Regions from separate parts of the Homo sapiens genome. Here region 1 is linked to region 2. A link is an interaction called in ENCODE POLR2A ChIA-PET data of the cell type or tissue named here. Cell type or tissue: PC-9. All regions are shown on one strand. Links, peaks and the distances in the headings refer to the core of each region. The heading gives the core; the rest is flanking DNA.

Evidence for each region. ChIA-PET counts read pairs that join two places held together with the same protein. Peaks named below come from ENCODE experiments on the same cell type or tissue, not always from the same donor. Only the 100,000 strongest peaks of a DNase experiment are listed, where the experiment ranks them.
Region 1: POLR2A ChIA-PET joins it to region 2 with 22 read pairs; 3 of 35 experiments call an interaction of 5 or more read pairs at or near these places.

The regions. Positions count from the first base shown.
Region 1 is chr7:44,537,735-44,548,411 of GRCh38, forward strand. NPC1L1 (NPC1 like intracellular cholesterol transporter 1) reads right to left here and starts at 3,596. Exons shown (of 19, transcript NM_001101648.2): 1 at 3,472-3,596; 2 at 1,083-2,608. The coding sequence starts at 3,525. RefSeq lists an enhancer at 2,268-2,889. In PC-9, for the core only: no CTCF peak of the experiment used is centred there; DNase peaks (open chromatin) are centred at 5,697, 6,147, 6,537 and 8,207; H3K4me3 peaks cover 1,054 bases; H3K27ac peaks cover 2,901 bases.
Region 2 is chr7:44,456,342-44,472,772 of GRCh38, forward strand. The region is part of intron 2 of NUDCD3 (NudC domain containing 3); the gene reads right to left. It also overlaps the pseudogene RPL32P18. Among named protein-coding and RNA genes, the nearest start is that of NUDCD3, 26 kb to the right of the region's middle. In PC-9, for the core only: CTCF peaks have their summits at 7,189 and 7,399; no DNase peak of the experiment used is centred there.

The DNA of each region.
Region 1 (10,677 bases), core at 5,678-10,677, 83 kb after region 2:
TGAGCATCCGAAGTCAAAATAAAGATAATACCCTATAATGGACTATAAAGCTACCGTCAGACATGAGTCTGAGGTCAGACCATGATGCCTCCCCAGAGCAAACAATGGCTCCTCTCGTTCCTGCTATTTCCAAGAGAGAGCCCTTGGGTTCCTGGCACAGACACTCTGGGAAGCAGCCCAAACTTGGGGCCCAGCTGAGGGATGCAGAGCCAGGTAGCAGGGGACAGAAAGTGTCGGCACTCTCTTCCAATCCAGTGGTTCTCAAAGTGTGGCCTGGGGCCCTTAGGCGTCCTGGAGACCCTTTCCAGGGTCTGTAAGGTCAGAACTGTTTTCATAATAACACTAAGATGCTATTTGCCCCTTTTAACTCTCATTTGCTCTGGAGTATGGAGTACTAAACGTTCATCTTGAGGACCTCTGCTCTACTCCAACCTCAAGGAGCCTCCACTGCCAAGGCCCTGCTGCTGCCCTTGGCTCTTGGCCCCCTTGGCCCAGCAGCGTTGTTGGCATCTTGTTGGCAGCACACCAGAGTGGACAGAACCAAAGACCGAACCCCAATCAATAGAAGTGTGTGTGGCTGTGGCCTACCCCAGGACACCCGGCCCAGGTGCCTGAGACCAGCCACGACCTCTGGCCTGAGGGCACCTTTTCCAATGCATACCATGGTACCTCATGGGTTACTGATGGCCCTACGGCCCCTGGCACAGAAACAAGAAGCAAAACATAGCAAATATAAATATGTACTCTGCCAATCGGGCTCCTCTGTCAGACTTAAAGCAAGAGTGTGGCAGGGAGCTCCCACATGTCAAGAAATCTGCAGAAAGACAGAGTGGACTCGGGGTTGAAGGGCCAGCGATGGCCACGCACAAACCTGCAGCCATGAGCAGGAACTCTGACCAAAGGAAATGGCGGCCGGACGAGGGGCAGAGATAATCATCTGGGCGGCCCCAGGCCAGAGCCGTAGGAATAGCTACCTCTGGTCCTTCAGGACCAGCTGTATGCCCGGCCAGGTTCCCAGGAGGCCATGGCAGCCCAGCCCCAGCCCCAGCCCACTCCTCGCTTGGGCCCCACCATGGACTCACTTGGCACAGTACAGAAAATGGTCCTTCCAGTCGACTTGGGAGGTCTGCCCCATCAGTGTCTGGTTGGCTGTGAGCAGCAGGAGCGTGCGGTTGTTCTGGAAATACTGCAGGAGGCTGTTGATGCAGCAGTCGTAGAGACTGGTATTGTCCGGATTGAGGGGGGCGTAGCAGATGTCCTGCAGGGAGATGTTGCGCTGTGCTTCGGGCGACCATACCTGGAGGTGCCGCAGCCTCTCCTGCAGCTCTAGCAGCTCCAGCAGCAAGTCCAGGTCCAGGATTCCGCTGAAGTTCTTGGGCCCCAGCAGCAGAGAGTCATACCTGTAGCTGGACCGGTTAGGAGCCGTCAGGATCACCTGGTTGGTTCGGAAGAAGGGGCCGAAATGCTGGTCATGGAAAGCTTTCTCACTCCGGGCTTGGCTGTTGGGGGCCGACCACAGCTCCACGGGGTCCGTAGTGAGTTCTGTAAAGACCAGGCCCGCTGCCAAGGCCACCACCGGGATGACAGATAGCACCAAGATGGTCAGAGGCCACGAAGCCACCCACGTGCCCCAGCCCTGGAAGAACTGGCCAAGGAGGGTGTGGGTGGAGAAGCTGAGCTTGTCAGAGAGGCTGGTGCCCTTCTTGGGGTCCACCATCTTGCTTTTGTCCCTGGCGGGGGCCACACGGAATCCCACAAGCAGGATGGTGACCACAGCGAAGACAGAGCAGAGGATGATGATGAGGACCAGACTGCCCGGCATCTGGCCCAGGTAGAAGGTGGAGTCGAGGGCCTGGGGGCGGGCTATGGCAGGACAGGATGCAGCACAGTCTTGGCAGGAGCAGGTCGCCACGTCGTCACCTTGGGACTCATTGCAACGTGCAACCCCCTCATTCAGAGGCTGAATCCCACTCCCCACGGCCTGGCCAGGCTCCAAGAGGTGGAAGGTGATGTCCAGTGGGGCCAGACCATTGCCTGTGTCTCCCTGGAAGTTGAGCCAGCGCTGGGCATTGCAAAGGGCAGAGCCATACACGCCACACATGGTGCCCACAGCCAGCGTGGCAGCTGCAGGGACGCGCACACGGCTGCAGGAGTCATAGCTCTGCTCGGCAAAGCTATGCTGGTAGAAGGCCTCATAGGCCACCACAGCTGGGAGTTGTCCAGCCCCTAGCTGGGCCACGCGGGTCACATTGATGAAGAGGCTCTGATTGGGGCTGCACGTGTTGTGGCAGTGCAGGTTCACAAAATTGTCAGAGCAGGCTGGGCAGCGGGTGAGGAGGGCCTTGGTGATCGACAGACTCGCTTCCAGTGATACCAGCTGCTTGGCGGAGCAGCAGGCTTGGGTGTTGGGGCCGGTGTAGAGGCGGGGGCAGATCTTCTGTAATAGGATCAGGTGATCACCTGTGATCTTGCGGGCCGGCGTGTTGGACAGGCAGGACACGTTGGAGAGTGTCATGAGGCTTCCAGACAGCTCTGGGTTCTTCCCACATTCGTCATAGAAGGCGCAGTAGCCAGGCTGGTGGATGGTTGTGTAAGGCTCACTCTGGGCCTGCAGAGCACAGCAACATCACGCGTGGGCCCTGACACAGCTGGGTGCCATCCAGGCAGCAGGCAGCCAGGGAGGGTGTGAGGGTAAGAAGGACATGGAGCAGGGGCAGGGAAGCGGGGAGTGTGGGGAGTAGGAAGCCTCCTGGAGGCATGTGCCAGCCAGCCAGTGTTGGAGTGACAACACTGGCCTTTCTTCCTGGGGGTGGCCTGATAGACCTGCAGCTTAGGAAAGTCATGCTGGAGAGGCCAGAGATGGGTAAGGAGGCAAAGCTGACTCCAAGGTCCCGGGCTCTGCCCACGTCAAAGTCAGCCTGAGTCCCCACACTGTACACCACATCCAGAGGCCAGGGTCTCTCATGGAGAGTCTGTTCAGGAGGCCCCCCGACTCCCACCACCACTACCACCACCTGCTTGAGGCCAAAAGCTGTCACCCACCTCCCAGACACAAAGTAAGCGAGGAACTTAAGAGGTGCCAGCGCTGGATCTTCTCCCAGCCTCCAGAGTGCTCAGTCCTCCCTAGGTGATGCTCACCAGGTAACCCCATCCCAGCACCTCCTTGCCTCAGACCTCCCTCAACTGCAGGCCTGGACCCCACAGTAGGGCCAGTGACAGGAGGGACTTGGAGCACCCCAGTCCAGCAGCCTCTTTCACCCCTGTGTGCATTCAAGCCTGTAACCTGGAAACCCTCCACCTGCACCCCTCCTCTGTGGGGCCTGGCATCCCTCATGTGTCCAGAGACTTGCCCAGCCCGCAGGCCCTGAGGCTCCCTTGCTGTCACCCAGTAACGCTCGCCTGGTACACGGCTGGCCCCAGGGTCCCTAACTGGAGGCCGCAGGGGAGGTGGAGCCAAGCCCTGGGACTCACCAAGCGCAGGAGCAGGGCCCACAGCAGCCAGCCCCTCAGGCCGGCCTCCGCCATCCCAGGTCTGGGAAGGGGTCAGCGGGGAGCCAGGCCAGGCCTCAGGAACAGCCAAGGGCTGAACACACATTAAGGCAGCCTCCTCCCCTTCGATGACAACCCTGGCCTGACTGGGTTAGGGACCAATGAGGCTGAGCCCTGCTGGTTAATGATCCACCACTCCCACTGTTTGGCCCCAGTCCACAGGCCCCCGCTTTAGATGAGCCTCATCACGCAGGTGCTAGGGTCTCCACTCACTTCCCAAAGCGACCGAAGCCAGAGGGCTGAGTCAGCTAGGGGAGAGACCACGCTATTAGCCCCTAACACTGCTGGAGTTGGTGCCAGGGCCTGGAGGCACAGATGGGACCAGGCACTGGCTGGGACCCGGCCTCAGGAGCTCAGCATGGCCGAGGAACCTCCGCACCCTCCCTGGCTCAGCCTCAGACCCCAGCTCTGCCCTACCCCCTCTTGGGACCAGGGCCAGCAATGGGCTCAGAGGAACCCTCTGCACTGTCATCCCTAGCAACTGTTGTTAATTAATATTAACAGCCTGATAACGGAGGGGCAGGCAGGGTGGAGTGACGCAGTGACAAAAGTCCCCTCCTCCAGGAAGCAAAGGGAAAGAACAGCTCACTCTAGGGCCTGACAGTTGACAGAGACCCCAGATAGTGGAAGACTCTCCTTTGCTCACTTTGCTCTTCATCCCCTCTTCCCCCCGACCTTCTCCCTCTTGTCCCTTGCCCAGGCCTGTCCCACCGGTCACCCCTAGCAAGGGACAGAGCATGGCTGGGAGCCTTGAGCAGCAGCCCTGCTCCACCTGGGCCCAGGGGTGTGGTACACACTTTCTGCTCCCTCCTGATAGGAATCTTCAAGGCCTACCTTGGGTTCTCACTATCACCAGGATGGGCCATGACCTTTACCCCCATTTGGTAATGGGCCCCCATTACCAAAGCTGAGCTGCAGATAAGGGCAGCTTGTTGGGAACATCTCCTGCGTGGCCACCTACTGGAGACAGCTGCAGGAAGGGACCTGTCTCTAGTGTTCTGTGGACCCCTGCCTGATTCACAGGGGAGCCACCCAGCCTCATGCAGGAGAAGACAGAGGCTGAGAGGAAGGGGGCCAAGGCAGGGTCAGGCTGACCCCTAAGTTCTCAAGACAGCCATAGTGGAGAGGAAGACAGTCAGCAGCCAAGGACCTGCCCCTGTGAGTGACAGCTCCATCCAGCACCTTCCCAGCACTGCTCCCAAGTCCCTGGCCGGCAGAGGCGGACACCCCACCACCCATGAAGCTGCCTCTCTAGGTCCTCTGTTCCCGGTGTTGTCATCTAGTTCCTCCAGAAACAGATCCTGAAACAAGGATCCCAGTGCAAAGAGTTTATTGGGGAGATGACCCCAGATGACAGCAGTCGGTGAATGGGGAATGAGCCAGGGGATGGAAGAAAGCTGACCAGAATGCATCCAAGAGCTTGCTCCTGCCCCCAGGGACCTCCGGGAACTGGTGGGGACGTGCCCAAGAAGGTCCCCTCCAAGGAATAAGGACACAGACAGCTTTCCACCACATTCATCTGTCACTGGTAGAGGACATTCCTGGAAGATTTCGCCCCAGCACGTGGCGGGCACCTTCAGTGTCAAAGGGCCTTAGGCAGGGCCGTGGGCACTTGCGACAAGAAGACACTGTCGGCATGCACAGAGCTGTGTCAGAACAAAGATATGAAAGGCCCACCCTGCCTTTCATATGTTTCTTCCCATGGGGGCTGTCTAGGCTAAGCCCCTGGAGCCCAGCTGTGCCCAGTCTAGCACCACAGAGAGATAGAGTCCAGCTATGTGGTCTCCTGGGGTCATTTGTGAAACACACGCAGCATAACAGCGGCACAATCCGGCTCGGAATGACAGTGAAAATTTCACACCCGATCTCCCAACCCAGCTGCCGGTGCCTCTGGACACACGTGCCGAGCTGTAACCATATGATATGTACATGCATCCTGCTTTTTCTCTTGACTTTTCACATAAATCCTCCCTGTTGCCTTCAATCTCTGATCAGCACGTCCGTGACTAGGTTATGGTCCACAGAACGCGTGGATCTTCTCCTCTTCTGGTGCTGACTGTCGAGCCGGTTCCCAATAGTTCATTTTTGATAAATAAGTTTCTGGTTGACTTCTTTGCACCTAACAATGTTTCCTCCTTCTTTGAATTTATTTCCTTAAAACAAGTTCCCCTAGATGAGATTTGTGAGTCAGAGTACAATGTTTACCATTCTTTTTTTTTTTTTTTTTTTTTTGAGACAGAGTCTCACTCTGTTGCCAGGCTGGAGTGCAGTGGCGCAATCTCGGCTCACTGCAACTTCTGCCTCTTGGGTTCAAATGATTCTCCTGCCTCAGCCTCCCGAGTAGCTGGGACTACAGGCATGTGCCACCATGCCTGGTTCATTTTTGTATTTTTAGTAGAGACAGGGTTTGACCATGTTAGCCAGGATGGTCTCGATCTCCTGATCTCGTGATCCGCCTGCCTCGGCCTCCCAAAGTGCTGGGATTACAGGCATGAGCCACCAGCCCCGGCCCAATGTTTACGACTCTTACGTGGACAGCTCATTTCTTTCCTCAGGCTAATCTAGGATTTATTGGGTAATTATCAGATTCTCAGTTATTGGAATTTGGTGAAGGGTTGATGCCAGTCTTGGGTAATGAAGACTCGGTGATTTCCCGAGGGCCGTGACTCTTACCACTGACATGGGCAACTCGCAAAGGCACCATCTTCCCACAGTCTCACCTTCATCGTGTATTATGTTTGTCATTAGAACTTACTAATTTAATGACTGCCAGATAATACCTCATTTTCCACTTTCTATTGGTATTAGTAAGATTGATATTATAAGTTTGATGTTAGAATCATAAGACAGGTCTGAAATGTGGCTACTCTGAGAAGGTCCCGAGAGGGGCCCAGAGCTGTGCCAGTTCACTGAGGGAGCAGCCGGGGGTGAGGCAGCCATCAGCAGAGCAGCCCTTTGTTGCTGGCTCCGGGGTGACACCTGGCAGAGGCTGCCCCAGGTGAGTCATGTACAGACAAGCCCTGGAGACATGAGGATCACTCACTGAAATAAGCCAGGCACAGAAAGACAAACTTCATGTGTTTTCACTCATTTATAGGAGCTAAAAATGAAAACAAACGCATGGCAATAGACAGTAGGTAGAACGATGGTTACCAGAGGCTGGGAAGAGTAGTGGGGAGGTAGGGGGAAGCGGAGATGGTTGGTGGGTACAAAAATATAATTAGATAGAATGAATAAGAGCTGGTATTTGATAGCATAACAGGGTAATTACAATCAGCAGTACATTTTAAAATAACTAAAAGGGTGTAATTAAAATGTTTGTAACAGAGAAGTGACAAATGCTTGAGGTGACGGTCACTCCATTTACAACCTGATGTGATTATGACACATTGTATATCTGTATCAAAATATCTGATGTACCCCATAAATATATAATCTACTGTGTACTCATAAAAATTAAATTAAAAAAAATCACTCGCTGACTTGCTGTTCTGCATCCCAACAGCATTCAAAGAATTTGGGGATCTGGGCTGAGAGGAAGGTAGGTGAAATTGCTAAGCCAGTCACCTGACCTGGGCCACAGGTACCTTGGCTGGATATGTGTACAACACTCTAACTGGTACAGATGTAAGTAATCACATCCCCTACTTCTCGCTCTTTGGGGTAACGAGCCTGCCGGTGGCCCCTTTGTCTTTCTTGCCATCAGAACCTGCACTCTTTGGTGAAGGATTGTGTCCACTGCTCAGGTGAGAGAGGCTCTCCCTGTTCTCCCAGACCCCTTTGCAGCTAGCAGGGGCCCTGTGATCCCCGTGGGAAGGCTTTTTCTTCCCTCATGAAAGGGGAGGTATGCAGCTGGCATGATATTCTAGCCTTCCCCACTTTTCGCCACACTAGACAGATGGAAGGTCTAGAGCTGTAGCAACCATCTTGTGGTCCTGAAGCATTGAACGCGAGGAAAAAGTCGAGATGCAAAAAATGCCATTGGAAATGACATCAGCAAAATGGTGGCCTAGGAAGCTCCAAGCTCTCATTTCCAAACTGAAACACTGAATAAACAAGCCAAACTGTCAGAACCAACTTTGTTGTCACTCTAGAAAACAAAGGCCTACAGCAACCAGGCAAACACTCAATTTAAAAAAGGCCATCTTCAAAACAGTAGCAAAGTTTTGTGGTGTTTTTACTTAGTCTTGCCCCACCCCTTCCCCAGCATGGCAGCAGTCTTGGTCTTTTTTTTTTTTTTTTCTTTTTGAAGCAGGGTCTCATTCTGTAGCCCAGGCTGGAATGTATTGGTACAATCATGGCTTACTGCAGCCTCAAACTCCTGGGCTCAAGCAATCCTCCAACCTCCGTCTCCTGAGAAGCTAGAATTACATGTATGTGCCACCACACCCAGCTAGTGTTTTAAATTGTTTGTAGAGATAGGGTCTCACTATGTTGTCTGGGCTGGTCTCAAACTCCTGGCCTCAAGTGATCCTCCTGCCTTGGCCTCCCAAAGTGTTGGGATTACAGGCGTGAGCCACTGCACTCAGTCAACAGTTTTGGAATTGAGACAACAGTAGTACAGTTCTCAGCTCCCTCCTCCAAAGAGAGCAGGCCTTATTTGCAAACTATTACGTGCATCTGTTCTTGTCTGGGGGATCCTGGAAGAACTGATGCAAGATGCTGTATCTCTTACCTAAAATCAGGACATTGCTCAGAAAAGATGCCTGGGGCAAGAGGTTATAGGTAGAGACATGCCATAGACCATTTTAAACCCAGAGGAGAAGCTTAGACAATTTGGATATTCAGCAGCAACTCGTGGGCGCAGTGGCTTACATCTGTAACCCCAACACTTGCGGATGCTGAAGCAGGCAGATTGCTTGAGCCCAGGAGTTTGAGACCAGTCTGGACAACATAGCAAGACCCTGTCTCTACAAAAAATTTAAAAATTAGCTGGGGGTGGTGGCATGCAACTGTAGTCCCAGCTACTTGGGAGGCTGAAGCGGGAGGATTGCTTTAGCCCAGAAGTTTGAGACTGCAGTGAGCCATGATTGTGCCACTGCACTACAGCCAGTGCAGTAGAGCAAGTCTCTGTCTTAAAATATATATATGTACATAAATTTTTAAAGCAGCTTTGAGCCAAGCACAGTGGCTCATGCCTGTAATCCCAATGCTTTTGGAGGCCAAGGTGGGAGGATCACTTGAGGCCAGGAGTTTGAGACCAGCCTGGGCAATAATTGCAAGACCCCCATCTCTACAAAAAATAAAATGTAAAAAAAGTTAGCTGGCATGGTGGCATGTACCTGTAGTCCCAGCTATTTGGGAGGCTGAGGTGGGAGGATCATCTGAGTTTAGGGGTTTGAGGCTGCAGTAAGCCATACCGCACCATTGCACTCCAGGCTGGACATTGACTCAAAAGAAAAAAAAAAAGAAGAAGAAGAAGCCGCCAGGTGCAGTGGCTCATGCCTGTAATCACAGCAGTTTGGAAGACCAAGGCAAGAGGACTGCTTGAGGCCAGGAGTTTGAGACAAGCCTGGCCAAGGTAGTGAGAGCCTGTCTCTACAACAAAATAGAAAAGCAGGCTGGGCATGGTGGCTCACACCTGTAATCTCAGCAATTTGGGAGGTTGAGGTGGGAAGATCCTGCCCTGATCCCAGGAGTTTGAAACCAGCCTGGGAAACATGATGAGACCCTGTCTCTACAAAAAAATAAATAATTGGAAGGGGCCAAGATGGCCGAATAGGAACAGTTCCCATCTGCAGCTTCCAGTGAGACCAGTGCAGAAGGTGGGTGATTTCTGCATTTCCAACTGAGGTACCCAGTTCATCTCATTGGGACTGGTTCGGCAGTGGGTCCAACCCACAGAGGATGAGCAGAAAAAAATAAATAATTAGACGGAGGTTAGGCACCTGCTGTCCCAGCTACTTGGAAGAGACACAGGAAGATCACTTGAGCCCTCAAGGTTAAGGCTGCTGTGAGCTATGTTCACACAAGGACAGGATGGGGAGGGGAGGGGAGGAGAGGGGGAGGGAGGGGGAAGGGAAGGAGGGAGGGAGAGAAGGAAAGAGAGAGAGAAAAAGAAAGAGAAAAAGAAAAAGAAAGAAAGAAGAGGAAAGAAAAAAGCAAAAGAAAAAAGGAAAGGAAGGAAGGAAGGGAGGGTGGCAGGGAGGAGACAGAGAGAGAGAAAGAGAAAGAAAGAAAGAAAGAAAGAAAGAAAGAAAGAAAGAAAGAAAGAAAGAAAGAAAGAAAGAAAGAAAGAAAAGAAGAAAGAAGAGGAAAGAAAAAAGCAAAAGAAAAAAGGAAAGGAAGGAAGGAAAGAAGGAAGGAAGGGAGGGAGGAGAGAGAGAGAAAGAAAGAAAGAAAGAAAGAAAGAAAAAGAAAGGAAAGAAAGAAAGAAGAAAGAAAAGGAAAGAAAGAGAGAGAAAAGAAAAGAGAAAAGAAAGGAGGAAGGGAAAGGAAGGGGAGAGGAGAAAAGGGAAGGGAAGGGAAACTTAGCTGGGCATGGTGGTGCATTCCTGTAGTCCCAGCCACTCGAGAAACAGAAACAAGAAGATCACCTGAGCCCAGGAGTTCAAGGCTGCAGTGAGCCATGATCATGTCACTGCACACCAGCCTAGACGACAGAGTGAGATCCAACTCAAACAAAAATAAAACGGCTATGTATACAGGAAATTGAGAATGCCGCATGCATGTACAAGGCAAAACACATGTTCAGAAAAGCCCTGAAACTTTTGTCGCAGGCTGATCCTAGGCTCAGAACAAGCCTAGCTAAGTGTTAAAAGAGTCCCAACCCCAATTTGCAAAAGATAGGAGAGGTATGCTTGTGTGTGTACGTGTGTGTGTGTGTGTGTGTGTGTGTGTGTGTGTTGGTGTTGTTTTTTAGCTCCTGGCATTCAAGGAAATCTCTGTCAAAACACTGGCTAAACACAAGCTGAAGAAACAGACACTTTGGTGACCACAAAAAAACAATGAATAGTCTTTGCAAAAATAGCTTGGGAAAGTATAAAAACAAACATTACTACAGTCTTCAGAAATTAAAAAAAAATGCTGAGGAAGAGAGAGAATCTGATTTCCAGACTTATCACATTATAATAGTCAAATGTCCAGTTTTCAACAGCAACAGCAAAATCACAAGTCAGACAAATGGGA
Region 2 (16,431 bases), core at 4,557-9,556:
TAAATTCTGATATGAAAGACATGAATCTTCAGCTTTAAAGGCCGAGCAAGTACCAGCACAAGGTTAAACTCGAGCAAACTCCTTGTTCTACTCTTTCCCCACTTCTCACTATTGCACTCGACTTGTCATATCAAAAGCACAATCAGGGTCAGGCATGGTGCCCACATCTATAATCTGAACACTTTAAGAGGCCAAGATGGGAGGACGGCTTGAACCCAGGAGTTCAAGACCAGCCTAGGCAACATATCAAGGCCTCATCTCTACTTTAGCTAGGCATGGTGGCACATGCCTATGGTCCCAGCTCCTCAGGGGACTGAGGTGAGAGGATTGCTTGAGCCCAGGAGGTCGAGGCTACAGTGAGCCATGATTGCACCACTGCAATACAGCCTGCGTGATAGAGCAAGACCAATCTTAAAAAAAAAAAAAAATTTACATCAACTTCCTAAGGGTCAAACTGTAAGCTAGAAGAAAATGGAGGAATGCAGGGAATATTTCCAACCTTAAGTTCTACAGATTCAAACTATCGATCAAACATAAAGATAGAAAAAAAGCATTTTCAGGCATGTGGCAGGGTAACAAGCTCATCCTGGTTTGTCCAGGATTTTCCTGGCTTCAGCAGCATTAGTCTCACATCCTGGGAATTCCCTCAGTCCTAGGTAAACTATTTACCCAGATATAACCTGGTTAAAAAAAAAAAAACCTAAAATTCACATGTCCCAATAATCTCTCAATCCCAGGCAAATCAAGGAAGTTGGTGACCCCTGATGAGGTCTCAAAAACTTTCTGTGTCATGGTCACTTTCTAGCGAGGTTACTAGAGGATTCTGTCAACTGAATCATGAGATTTAACAAAAAGTAAGGACTGTAGCTCACATCATCCTCAATGGTGAAACACTAGACATTTTCCCCGATGAATGGAATAAGACAAGGGTGCCTACTCTCACTATTTCTATTCAACTTTGTACTAGAAGTTCTAGCCAGGGGAGTTAAGCAAGAAAATAAATAGTATCCAGATGAGAAGAAAAAAGTAAAATTATCTGTTTGCAAATGAAAAGATCTTGTATATAGAAAATCCTAAGGAATCCACTAAAAACTATGCATTAATAAACAAATTTAGCAAAGCTGCAGGTTACAAGATCACTATACAAAAATCTATTGTATTCCTATAAACTAGCAATGAACAATCTGAAAATGAAATTAAGAAATATTCCATCTACAATAGACTCAAAAAAGAATAAAATACTTAGGAATACATGTTTTAAACTACGAAACTAATGGGAAAACATATTTGTAAATTATATATGTAATACAGGACTTGTATGTAGACTACATAAAGATGGTTAAAGAGTTTGAATAGTTATTTCTCCAAAGATATACAAATAGCCAATAACGCACATGAAAAAATACACATTTTTAGTTACTAGAAAATGCACATGGAAACTACAATGAGATCCCACTTCATGCCCACTAGAATAGCCACAATCAAAAAAAATAGATAAGTTTTGGCAAGGATGTGAAGGAATTGGAATCCCCATAGATTGCTGGTGTACAATGGTGGAACTGCTTTGGAAAACAGCCTGGCACTTCCTCAAAAGGTTAAACATACAGTTTAACAGGACCCAGCATTTATACTCCTAGGTATATACCTAAGACAAATGAACATATATGTCTACACAAAAGCTTGTATACAAATGTTCATAGCACTATTCCTCATAATAGCAATCCAACTGTCCACCAACCGATGAATAAACAAAATGAAGTATGTCCATACAATAAAATATTATTCTGTCAGTAAAAGGAATGAAGTACTGATAAATGCTACAACATGGATGAATCCTGAAAACACTCCATTAAGTGAGAAAAGCCAGACACAAAGGCCACATAATGTATTATTCCATTTATATGAAATGTCAGAATTGGCAAATCTACAAAGGCAAAGTAGACTGGTAATTGCCTAGGGCTGGGAGGTTTGAGAGAAAATGAGGAGTGAATGCTAATGCATACAAAGTTCTTTTTCAGGTAATAAAAATGTTCTGGGGCCAGACATGGTGGCTCACACCTGTAAACTCAGCACTTTGGGAGGCTGAGGCAGGTGGATCACCTGAGGTCAGAAGTTTGTGACTAGCCTGACCAACATGGTGAAACCCCGTCTCTATTAAATACAAAAAATTAGCCAGGCATGGTGAGCATGCCTGTAATTCCAGCTACTTGGGAGGCTGAGGCAGGAGAATCACTTGAACCTGGGAGGCGGAGGTTGCAGTGAGCTGAGATTGTGAAATTGCACTCCAGCCTGCGCAACAAGAGCGAAACTCTGTCTCGGGGGAAAAAAAAAGTTCTGGAATTAGATAATAGTGGTAGTTATACAACCTTGTAAATATGTGAAAAGCACTGAATTGTACATGTTAAAGTACAAATTTTAAGATACGTGAACTATATCTCAAGTTTTTAAAACCGTACATGTGTCTGGTATGGTGTGCCATGTGCACTTGGTGTGATGTGTGTGCATGCATACAAGCATGTGTATGAGCCTGGAGAAAGGTGTGCAAGGACACATCTCAGTATACTGACACTGGCTGCAGGATTAGACGGGGAGTGCTGTGTGTGTGTGTGTGTGTGTGTGTGTGTGTGTGTGTGTGTGTGGTGATGTGTATGCATACATACAAGCATGTGTATGAGCCTGGAGAAAGGTGTGCAAGGACATCTCACAGTATATTGACAATGGCTGCAGGATTATAAAGAAGAAATTCCTTTCAACAATGTTGTGTTGTTTTGGGAGTATTATTAGTTTTGGAGTTTTAAAAATTTATTCCTAAGTATTTTTTTATATATATTCTATTGTAGATGGATTTTTCTTAATTTTTTCTTTTTTTTTTTTTTGAGACAGGGCCTCACTTGGTTGCCCAGGCTGAGTGCAGTGGCACGATCATGGCCCACTGTAGCCTTGACCTACAGGGCTCAAGCAATTCTCCCATCTCGGCCCCCTGAATAGCTGGGACTATAGGCATGCACCACCATGCCTGGCTAATTTTTCAAGACGGGATCTCACTATGTTGCCCAGGCTGGTCTGGAACTCCTGGGCTCATGCAATCCTTCTGCCTCGGCCTCTTGAAGTGTTGGGATTACAGGAATAAGCCACCATGCCTAGACCTGTGGTCATGTATTTTCTAATATTATAATTGTCTAATAAAGAACTAGCAAATATAATTGTTTTAATCAGAAGAAAATTGAACAAGGTAATAATAGTGATAGAACTGGATAATTCTATTTTCCAAATTTTCCAAATTACTTTTGTAATTAATTAAACAACTGCTTTCCTAACTGTCACACATCTATAACATATGGTGGAGAAGAAGATACCATTGCTAAAAGCAACACAAACATTAACTGTATGGCTACTAATGGATCTGAGGACACATGAGATTTGTATATAATTCTTGAGGGCAACTTTCTGTAACTGAATTTAATGACAGAAAAAAGGAAGCCACCAACAATAGAATGATATGCTTCCTTTTAACAGGAAAATTTAACGAGAACAAAACTGATCATACTCTTCAAGTTAATATGGAGTTTTAACATAATATCAATTAAAGTCCCCAAGTGGTATAATACAAAACTTGATCAAGTCACAGTGGAATTCATTTTAAAGAAATCAAACAATATTAAAGAACAGTCTTGAGCCCTTTAGTAGACAATGGAATGGTATATTTAGCCTACAACATTAAAGCAGAGAGAAATTTCTAAAATCTAACATAAAGAAAATCACTGAAGGCAGTATCGATGTGGTAAAATCCCCACACTAAATTCAGTGAATCAACTGATAGAAGAAAAGCAGTGAATAAGAAAATGTGAGGATTTGTAAAACTACAGAAGGATAATATCCAGACTCCCATCAATGAGTAAGTGGAGTTAATGAGTTAACAAAGTAGGAAATAACAACAGTAAATCACTGTGTAGAAAATGTAATCTTTCTATAAATAAAGAAATGCAAAGTAAACTATAAGCTATCATCATAACTGTTTAACTAAAATTTTAAAACATATTTCTTACCTGGTATGACTAAGTACGGCCTGCCCTAGGAAGGAAAGCATATAAGGCCATTATGAACATGCTCTACTGCATTAGCAGGAAGTGGGCAGCTACCACAAGACTCCAAATAGTATGCCAGACTCTACCACGTGCCCTTTTTAAAAACCCACCAGCATATATAATACTTACCAACACCAAAACTAGACTAACCAAGAAAAAAAAAATTTACCACTGACTACATCTGGGGTTTTAAGCCACCTGAGGTTCTAAACCTATTTATGTCACTATTTCCCCCTCAAAAAAATAAACAGCTATCTCAAAAACGTAATATGAAGATATGAATGAAATTAAGATGAAAAGGATAGGATGCTTTAATTTGGGGGGAAAGAAAGAGAAAACAAAAGTTTAAACCCTGGATCCAGTACTAACTCTAACCTATACTAAATTTCACAAATACTATAAAACATTACTCCAAATGAATTAACTCTACACTAGTCAACACTTGGCAAAAACGCTTTTTTGCAAAATCTGCATTAAAGGATTTTAGTTTTCCTCCATTGGAAAATCTTTCATTATTTTTAAAAATGTATTTGAACGGTGTGATAATTCTTTTCTCCTACCACATATCCTAGGTAGTCCTAGACAACAGGCCTAAAAACCCGACGGGTTCAACTCTGCTTATCTCAAAACGCTCCTTCAAGACTATACCCCTCCCAAGGGGATTCTCTGGACACAACTCAAATGCTTTCTTCTATCTCCTTGCCTTCCAGGAATCCCTTCCTCCCTTCTCCTGGCTTCTTCGGCCCTGCACCCATGAAGGCCAGCACAGGCATCACCTTCTCCAGGAAGTATTTCTGACATTCCAGAAAATGGGTCTGGACCCTTCCTCTGCATTCATCACATGGGATTGCAACAGTTTGTCCAAGCTCCCCCTAAACTGTGAGCCCCTTGAGCATCTCCCACTCTATATGTCTGACTGCTAGAACAGAGCCTGAAACATCATAGAAGGTATGCCACATATACATGGGATGGGAGGATAGAAGGGCAAGCTGCATATGAAGAGAAGTCTTCTCTTAAAATCAGTGTGATCTGCAACAGGAAAAGGCTGTCTCCCTGTGGGGGGAGGCACACTCATAAAGACTAAATCATTTCCTGCCTGTTAGGGATGCTATGGGAAGGACAGAAAAGCTACCATGATTGAGTCAGCCGCAGACACATGGTACAATCTGACCTATACCATTGAAAGTGAAGGAGCCTTTGAAGAAGCACCAAAGAGAGAGAGAAAGGAGTCTTTCACCAGCCATGTGACATGCAGAATGGCCACACCTCAGCCATAATGGTTGAAAGGGGGAGGAAACAAAGAAACAGAAAGTTTGGGATCCGGGCCCTAACCCAGACTGTGTGAAAGCTCATTTTCTCAAATGCCAGAAATGCTTCCTAGAGAAGGTGGTGCCTGTGCTGGCCTTCATGGGTGCAGGGCCACAGAAGCCAAGGAGAAGGGAGGAAGGGGTCCTGGAAGGCAAGGAGGTGGACCGTGTAAAAGCTGTCCACAGTTGGGATGGACACAGTTGGGATGGGACAGTGTTCAAGTGCCTGGCTCCGTGGTAAATAAAATCAGGGCTCACATGATTCAGGTGCATAGGCAGGTGGTCCCTGAACCCAGGTAGTCTCCCCAAGAGATGTTCTGAGGCAGTCCACAAATATAGCACATGCAAAGCATATTATCAAACTCAGAGGACTTCCACTGCTCTGAGATAGGAATTATCAGGGACATGTACACACACACTCTCTCTCTCTCTCTCATATATACACACATACAGAAAGAGAAAAAGAAATGCGTATTACCTCTCTATCTTTAAGAATATTTAAGGTAACTTTAGTCAAGGAGCTGGGTACATTTTGCTTACAAACAACATTTCATGAATTGCTATGAAATTTTATAGAAGCCTAATTTCCAGGGCTCGAGTTACAGTTACTGAACAAATGTAACCATAATGTGTGCCACTAGCATCTCAACCACATAATTACCCAGAAAAAATTAACAGATACATAACTTATACTCTAAAATCCCCTAATGACCACATGTTCAGAAAATGTTCCTAAATAGGAAAACACTGACCAATATTATTAGCTTAACTTTTCAGGGAATAAAGACATCATAAAGCAGATTATTCCAACTTTTCAAATATGAATGAAAACAGAAAACTCCTACTTGATCAGCAGCTCTCAAAGGGAGGGTAGGCCCTGCCTCCTGGGAGTTTGGGAGTGTGTGGGCAGCGTTAGGTGTCCTTGGGGCAGTCAATGGGCACTGTCCCCTGCCCTGCATTACCTTCACACATCCCATTAGACATGCAGGTAGACAGAAGCTGTTTAACATTCTTCTGAGCCTGTAACCTAACTCAATTTTAGATAAAAACCCAAATAATTTTTTGCATGCTTTTATTATATCATGAATTTTCCAGGAATACAACATGTCTGATTCTGGCCTTTACTAAAATGTAATTGCCTTTTTGAAAATACTCATCACCAAAGCAACACTGCCTGTGTATTCTGGGTTACCAATCAAGACACAACCAGGCTGTGTGTGTGTGTGTGTGTGTGTGTGTGTGTGTGTGTGTGTGTGTATACACAAAGATACAAAAGATTTATAGTATCTTTTGCATTGTATGAGTGCCCATGGCCCTCATGAGATAGCTGCTGGCACTGAATATATGACACTAAGCGAAGGCTACACATGCAGCCTGGGTGTGTCTTGACCCCGATAGGGTCAGGAGGCAGAGATGCCCAGAAACCCTAGCCCGCTCTAGTTTGTCTTTGTGAGTATCAAGGGACAATGTGGTTAGGGTATAACAATGGAATGACCTCCTGCCCCTCCCCAAAAACACATATGTAACTCCACTCACTTGAACCTAAGTGGCATTGAACCCAGAGAGAAGGAGAGTTGGACACTTGGTTTGGGAGGACAAGCTGGTGACACCCACAGAGGGCACGGAGCCTGCCATCCCTGAGAACTAGCAGCTGACATAGTCCATGCCCAGCCAAGCCACCAACAATGTCTAGAGACCAACTTTGGAAAACTGATGCAGCATCCAGACAGGCTAACAGGAACCTCAAATTTAAAAGTTAATACACAGCTGAGTATCCCCAAACCCTGAGAAAAGGGCAACAAATTCTACACCTAAAGAAGTGATGCTGCAGAACACAGAGTTAGTAAAGACACAAGACTTAAAAACAGGCACAATCAACAGCCTCCAAGTGGTGTGAGAGGATATTACACTCATAAGAATCAACCAGCAATCTTAAACATTAAAAACTGGAATCACTAAATTAAAATAAATAAATAAAAGGTGAGCCCAAGAACAATTGTTATCTCTGGGAGAATACTGGGCTTGAGGGATGATCAAAGGGGTCTTGAGTTTTATCTATTTACAAAAGGAATGTATTTTTACTAAATAAAAAAAAAATCAACGGACATTTTCAAAGAAATATATTTTCTGGATGAAATGGGAATTTAGTACTTCTACAACTTCACAAGCAGTATGAGGGACCAAAAGAATCATTTCCTGGCCGGGCACAGTGGCTCACGCCTGTGATCCCAGCACTTTGGGAGGCTGCGGCAGGTGGATCATCTGAGGTTAGGAGTTCGAGACCAGCCTGACCAATATGGTGAAACCCCGTCTCTACTAAAAATACAAAAATTAGCCAGGCGTGGTGGTGCACGCCTGTAGTCCCAGCTACTTGGGAGGCTGAGACAGGAGAATTGCTTGAACCCGAGAGGAAGAGGTTGCAGTGAGCCAAGATCATGCCACTGCACTCCAGCCTGGGTTAAAGAGCAAGACCCCATCTCAAAAAAAAAAAAAAAAGAAAAAGAAAACGAAGCAAGAATCGTTTCCCAAATTAACTTCCTCCAAATAACAGTCCCTCAAAGTGACAGCAGGCCAACTAGAAAGAAAAAGAGCGCCACAGTCCCATTAATTTGAGTTAAATTACGTTTTTTTCATTTCACGGCCTCTGGGTTAGAACACAATATAGCACAGACAAATCATACACCCATGTCTCAGAAAACATCAGGCAGAGAAATGTACCTTGACTAGATCAACAATTTTTTTTTTTTGGTGGAGTCTTGCTGTGTCACCCAGTGCAATGGCACAATCTCGGCTCATTGCAACCTCCACCTCTCAGACTCAAGCAATCCTCCCACCTCAGCCTCCTGAGTAACTGGGATTACAGGCATGTACCACCAAACCCAGCTAATTTTTGTATTTTTAGTAGAGACAGGGTTTCACCACATTGGCCAGGCTGGTCTCGAGCTCTTGGCCTCAAGTAATCTGCCCGCCTTGGCCTCCCAAAGGGCTAGGATTACAGGTGTGAGACACCATGCCCGGCCCACCAAATCTTTACATAAGCTTCAATTTTTTCTTATTCTATGGACCAATACCCTTTTAGAAGGAGCGTTATCCCCATTCCAGCTTTTAGATTAAGACACCCAACAATACTGGCATTTAGTACAGAATCTCAACCCTCTTTTCCTTATTCTAAATTCCCTCCTCTTACAGTGCCAAAAACAATAACCCACATCCATCCCAGGGGCCGAGCCGAGGGCAGGGCTCAGGGAAGTGGCAGGGGAGCAGAAGGGCCCAAACGAAGGTGTAAACAGAAGCTGACACATGTGCTCTGCTCCACCTCAGCAGCACCAGTTCAAACACCTATGCTTTGCTCTCCGCCCTGTGCCCTAGACCCCACACGAGCATGGGACATCCCCAGGACATTTCCAGAGAGCATTTTAAATTTCCTTAATCTTAATGTTTTTTACATGTATTTTCTAATTTTCCTCTATATTACTATAAAGAAACTTTTAGTGATTTTAAAAATCTCACAGTCATCTCACATCATTCTCCCGTAATTCCACCAGAAATGAGGCTGAGAGAATACAGACAGCCACAGCACAGTTCACACAGTAAAACATCAACACCTTAAGGCCTGTCCACATGAAGTGGGAAACTTCTGAACAGCCGTTAGAGAACACAGCAGACACCCACTGAGACTGATGTGGATGAGCAGTGTATACAGCCACTATCATCTGTGGAAAGGTTAAAACTGAAAAAGTAGAGAATGTGGGACATTAATCGTGGAGGCCATGGGCACAGGGAGAACTCTCTGCACTTCCTGCTCAATTTTGCTGTGAACCTAAAGTCAGTCTAAAAATAAACTGTATTAACCAAAAAAGAAAAAAGTAAGAAGACAGGCATAGATAAGTATGCTTGTATTTTCATAGACTATCTCCTGACCGGTACACCAGACACTGGTAACAGCAGCCACTTAGGGTAGAGTGGATAAACACAGTCACCTCACTGTGTAGAGCAGAACAGAGCCACAGACAGGGCCGTGAGTGAGAAGACCACCAAAGTTCTACTATACACCCCACCGTACTTCTCAAATTGTTTTTGATATATGCATACAGCATTTTTCAAAACACCAGTTAAAAAAAATAAAGAAAAACTTTTACGGAAAAATAGGAAGTTCCAGGGTAAAAGGGGTGCAAGAGAGTCAAATCTAAATAAAAGCTAGAGCAGCAAAATCACAGATGCTTGGCCCCAAAGATACAAAGCTGACCTCGTGAATGCATACTTTTGGGAAAGAAATGACCAGTGAACCCAGGACCATGGAAGCCTGGGTGGCACAGCCACCCAACATGAGACATCTCAGTGGTATAAGCCAGATGCTTGCTGCCAGGAGCCAGCACTGCACCAATGTAAAGCTCACAATGGCCCCTAGAAGCAGGGACAGCCACCCAGGGCCAACTTGAGAAGGAAAAAAGCTAAAAAACAAGGAAAAAGTTGAAGAATCCTCATCCCATCCCCTGAGCCACCCTAAATTGGAAAATACTCAGCAGACACAAAAAGCCTCTCAAGAGGACACTGCCAACCCACTCGGGCAAGGGATCATACCCATATGCCCTGAACACTTCTGGGGCCACCATGCCTGGTTTCCTTTCTTACTCAGAACTCAGGGAGGTATGTACATGGGGTTTATTGCTTGTTTTCCTTGGAGAGAGAAACAGTTTTCTGTTTTTCTTACTTAAGACCCAGTACAGTCAGCAGGGCCCCAAAGGCCTCAGGAAGGAGGCTGCTAGTCACCACACCAATCTGTGAAGTGCTCATCCTGCCAGCCACTCTGGTACCAGGCTCAGCCATGTGGTTCTGGGCTCAGCCATGCTGCCTTCAAAAATTAGGGGAAACAAAAGGTCTGGAAGTTTGTTCTCCTAGGAGAACTTGAGCATCCAAAGTGACATTTCTCCTGCTTTATTCAGCTTTTCACTAGGGACACTTGGATAATGCTAAGTGTTTTCTAGGTCACAGCTAGTCCTACCTACCCACTTATTGGGAAGCTCTAGCAGCAGCAGAATAGAAAGCTCTGGGTGAGCCTGCAAAGCAGGAGGCATGCTAGTGGGCAGGAGGGAGAAAGTGTGCAAACACCCCCGCTTCCCATGAATCACTAGGTCACAAAGCCCCACCGGGTGAGGGAACGTGTGACCCACTCAGACTGCTGTTTCAGACTCTGCTATGAGGGTCATGGGAAGAGAGCACTGGCCCTCCTTGGGAGAAGATTCTGGTCCAAATCTATGGTGTGGCTCAGCTATCAGCAGTGAAGATTGAGGGGCACTGACTGGTTTCTTTCCCCACATTCACCCTCACCAGCCCCCCGTGGTGAAGAAGGTTGGGTGTCACTTCCTCCAACCTCTGCAGGGCAGAGTGTGCTGCTATTACAGGGCCTGCTGAACCAGCATCTCACCCCTACTGAAGAATGGGTCAATAAAGATAGAAAAGTTATGACAGAAAAGGAGGGAAGGAAGGAGAGTCCCTTCCAATGGTCCTCACAATAATACCACCCACAGAGATCGGTGTGAAATTTTGCTTTCAGAAGTAGAATGTGCCCAGACAGAATCAGAACTGCTCATTTAACATGGGAACGGCGAAGCGCCCACTCCAAGACTTCTGCTAGTGGGTGGCCAGAAAGAAGCCATCCTCTCTCCCTTCCTGACTCAAATTGTACAACTGCTCAAAGGAAGAAAAAGAAGCCAGAGGTTCCTCTGCATCAGCCAGAGGCCAATCACCCTGATCCAGGCTGCCAAGTTAGAACCCAAGCTCCCAGATCAAGGGACAAGTCAGAGGTGGAGCTCTTTGATCAAGGGGCAGGTCAGAGATCAAGGTCCCCATTGAGGCCCGGCAGGGACGAGGCAAAAGACTGGGGCAGGCTGGCAATCTTAAACCCCATTTGCCCCAAGCCCCTAAAAAAAAAAAGTATTCCATAAATACTTGCTGAATCCAAGAACCAAACCTAGTACTTAGCTTATACTGAAAGCTTTAATTATACTATCTCATTTAATCCTTACAACAGCCCTTTAATTGTTATCACCCTATTGTATATAAGAAAAAAACTAAGACCTCAGTAAAAAAAAAAAAAAGAAAAGAAAAGGCTCTCTTCCTCGGCGCTGCCTACGGAGGTGGCAGCCATCTCCTCCTCGGCATCATGGCCGCCCTCAGACCCCTTGTGAAGCCCAAGATCGTCAAAAAGAGAACCAAGAAGTTCATCCAGCACCAGTCAGACCAATATGTCAAAATTAAGCGTAACTGGCGGAAACCCAGAGGCACTGACAACAGGGTTCGTAGAAGATTCAAGGGCCAGATCTTGATGCCCAACATTGGTTATGGGAGCAACAAAAAAACAAAGCACATGCTGCCCAGTGGCTTCCGGAAGTTCCTGGTCCACAACATCAAGGAGCTGGAAGTGCTGCTGATGTGCAACAAATCTTACTGTGCCGAGATCGCTCACAATGTTTCCTCCAAGAACCGCAAAGCCATCGTGGAAACAGCTGCCCAACTGGCCATCAGAGTCACCAACCCCAATGCCAGGCTGCGCAGCGAAGAAAATGAGTAGACAGCTCGTGTGCACGTTTTCTGTTTAAATAAATGTAAAAACTGCAAAAAAAAAAAAAAAAAAAAAGAAAAGAAAACTAAGGCCCAGGGAGACGAAAGAATTTGTTTGTTCAATGCCAGACAGCTTATCAGTGTCAGAGCTAGCAACTGAATGCCCGGTCTCTAGACTCCAAGATTCATACTCTTATTCCATAACATAATTTTTTTAAAAGGGGGAAAAAGACTAGAATCAGGAAGTAAAAAGATAAATGTAACAGTTTCAGAGATTAAAGGAGCAAACCACAAGGCAAGAGACAGGTATCCTCCTTGCTCATCCACTGGGAGAGTCTAGAAGCCTGACACCACAGCACCAACTAACACAGCAGGCCCAGCTCTTGGCTTGTAATCTCAATCTCTTATCAAAACCCAAGGACTTCTTGGAGAAAGGGTCCATTCCACAGCCAGGGCAGGAGAAGAATTCAAACCTGGAACTTCCTGTAGTGTACAAGAAAATAAAGAAGTGCTCGAAAAATGATGCAAACATGTTAACAGGAAAAGTCAACTGCAAGAGGCCACTTGAGCAATTAAACAATAGTAATGGACCATAACCTATGGAATAACTATCCATGAATACACACTGACATACACCAAGAACTAATAAATAAGTAGAGGAGAAAGAAAAGCTCTTCCTTACAGCATGTGAAACTTACAGTCCTTACAGTCCATTTGTTTTGGACTGAGCTCCTGCATAAGGCCCCAGCACACCAGACCAAACCAGAATAGAGACAATCAAAATGAACTTTAAAAAGGGCCAGTTTTCAAACAAACAAACCAAAAAAAAAAAAAAAAAAAAAAAAAACAGGAGATTTCAGTCAACTTGAGTCAGCAGGTAAGGAAGACCCCTTACCTGTTTCAACCCTATGAGGAAGTGACTTTGAAACGACCCATCTGCTTTTTGTTCTCTGTGTCTGCTTTTCTCAGCCCTTTTCTGCCTATAAAACCTACCTCCTTTGGTCAGCTCATGGGAATACTCATTCTATTTTACAGAATGAGATGTTGCCCAATTCTAGAAACACAAATGCCAACTAGATCTTTAAACTAAATTTGTTATAATTTTGTCTTTTGACAAGTATAATTCTAAATAATAAATGGAGAGAGAATGATAAAAATAGAAAATCATTTAGCAAACAGTACAGTAATAATTGTTTCAGGCAAGAATAATCAGTGGTTGCTAAGATTAATGGTAAAGGTATGCTGAGAAACAAGATATTTATCTAGTCTCAAAGTTATCTCCCCACAAGATACTTATTAATTACAAAAAGGAACACAGTAACTCCACAGTGGAAGAAATGTGCAGCCATCCATTCAGCCAAATGATCACAGTTATGATCACAATTAACATCAGAAGGAATGGGACAAATCCTGGCATGACACACTAAGGGCCCACCATGGTATTCTTCTGTGGCATTCTTGCCAAAAACATATAACACGAATACAGTCATAAGGAAGCATCAGACAAAACTATAATGAGGGACATTCCACGAAAAAAAAAAATGGCAATGAAGGAAAAAAAAAAGGACCAGTTCTCTTTAACTGTCAAGGTCATGAAAAGACTAAGAAACTGTCACTGTCCCAGATAAAGGAGACTGAAGAGAGACACAACCACGAATACAATGACAATAACAAATTGAACCCTGAGCCAAGGATAAAGGACATGATTCAACAGGCAGAATTTAAACAAGGTCTACAGATGAGCTAATGGTAATCCCTCATTATAAAAGACTCTAACATTTGGTGAAGCTGGGTGAAGAGCATATGTGAGAATTCTTCGCATGACTTCTGCAATTTTTTTTGGTAGATATGAATTATCTAAAATTCAAAGATTTTTTTAAAAGACCAAAAAATAAACAGACATTAACAGTTATATGAGAGAGAGAATATGCTAGTCTTTGGTTAGCTAAGAACACTGACTCCATACCACAGCAGCCAGCAGCCAGACCACAGATCTGACCCTCACTCTTCAGAATCCCACAGCTGCTATTTTAAAGACCAGATAACAGGCTCCAAATCTGATTTCTCAGCTCACAGAACTCACAGCCAAGTCATTTGAGATGACTTATTCCAGAGGGTCTCAAAGCAAATCCTATAGGACAGAGCTGCCTACACGCCCAGGCTCGGTTTAAGGTCCCCCCAATGTTAGCCTCTCACTCAGATGCTGCTTCCACAGCAAATTCCTTGGCTTAATTAAAGGAGATACAAAAACTCAGGTCACTCCAACTACCTCACAGCGTGGCTCAGAGAGCACAAGGCCTGCGTGGACCGGGCTCTGCATAGTCCTGGGCATCTGTAACTCAGGGGCTGCAAGGGAAGCAACCCATGAGGGAAGGGAAAGAAGGGCAAGAGCACAAACAACAAAACCAGAAGGGGCAGCTGACAGCCTGACGGCTCAGCACAATGTCTGGAAGACAGAGAAGTGGCCTCAGGACTCTACTAGCAAGTTTAACTTTTAACTATTTTTATTTATCTTTACTTTGACCAAACCAAAACAAGAGTTCAAACTACTACCAAGTTCAAAGTACAACTCTGAGTTGCCCTAAGAAGACAGAGAACATACACAAATGTGAAAATATGAGAAAAACTAAATGTTACTGAAGAGTGGCATTCATGAGATATGTTAAAATTCAAAGGTTGATCATCTTCAATGTGACTTTTAACTTCAATCATTATTTGTTCAGCTGTTTACTGAGTACCAACTACGTGCCAGGCAGTAGAATCCACAATGAACAAAGTTCCTGCCTTGCATGGTGACGACAAATGGTACCCAACAAGTAGATATGCAGTTGTCCCTTGGTATTCACAGAGTGCTGGTTCCAAGAACCCTAAGGATACCAAAATCCAACGATGCTCAAGTCCCTGATATCCTGATATCAAATGGTATAGTATTTGCATATGCACGTCCTCATGTATACTTTAAATCATCTTTAGCTTTATAATAGTTAATACAATGAAAATGCTATGTAAATAGTTGTTAAATATTTTTTATTTGTATTATCTTTATTGTTGTATTGTTATTTTTTATGGTTTTGGCTTTTTTAGTATTTTCAATCCAAGGTTGGTTGGATCTGCAGATGTGGAACCGAAGGATACAGAGGGCCAACTGTACATGGTAACAACCAGCTCAGGGCTAGGTGATCTAGGTCAGTCCCACTCCCCTCCTCCTGACTTCTCTGCTGACAGAATGAGCAGGGCAAGCATGAGTGGCCACAAGAAAAGACACACAAAGGACAGTTTGCACAGGAAAGGCACATAGAGGTTTTTTGTAAACACATAGGAGTGTGTAAACACATAGAAGTGTTTACAGCCACCACTCATAGGATAGAGAACACAGAATCACCTACTCAGGGACACACTGAGGCCACTACAGAGTAGAAGTGACACACAGACCTTAGATATACCTCTTAGAAGCAAGGGGTGACAAAGACTCACAAAATGACACAGGATTTTAGGTGCTCATCCGGACTCCATGAACAAACCAGAGATGAAGCAACAGGTCTAATCGAGGGGTTACTGCACCGGTCACAAGGGCTCCTGGAATGCTCTCAGGTTTGTCTCCTCCATCCACCCTCACTGCCTTGGTGATCTTACCCAGTCTATGGTTAAATGCATCTAAATGCTAATGTTTTCCAAATGCCCATCCCAGTCCCTACTCTTCTCAGAACTCCAGACTCGTGTGTCTATTGCCTAATTAGTAATGCCACCTCAACCACTGGTCAGCTTCTCAGATTGATGGAAGCCGTGACCAACCCCAATCAACCCTGAGAAACTTCCCCTCCAGTGCTTTAGTGGCTGCCAGTTCCATCCTTCCAGTTGCTCAGCAACAAATTTTGAGGAGGAGGAAAAAAATACAATTACATTTAGAATTCTAAATGTGACAAATACATAAATGATGTATTACTAAATATAGTTGTTACTAAAATACTACTATAAATAAGAAATAGTCTGCACTCCTAGAAAATCCAAGAAAATCAACTGAGAAACTATTAGAAACCAGTAAGAGAATTCGATATTGGTGTATAGGACTTACTGAATAAAAAGATTAAAATTCTACAAAAGAACATAAAGCAAGACTTGAGTAAATAAGACATAACCTTTTCTTAGACCAAAAGACTCAATAATGTAAAGATGTCAATTCTCCCTAATCCAAAACATAAATTTAATGTATTCTCAATGAATATTTCAACAGAATTTTCATACACAAAAATTAATTTACGGGAATATTTGAGAAAAGTCTGGGGGTAAAAAGATTAAACACTAGTTCTACCAAGTGCTAAAATGTATTATAAAGCTATGAAACAAAATAGCGTTGTGCTAACAAACAAAATGAACAAATGGTTTAGTATTTGTAGATACAAAGAATGGAAAAAAATACAGAAACATATACAAAGTTAAATCCAAGATATTTCAAAAGTGAACGACATTTCAAAGAAAAC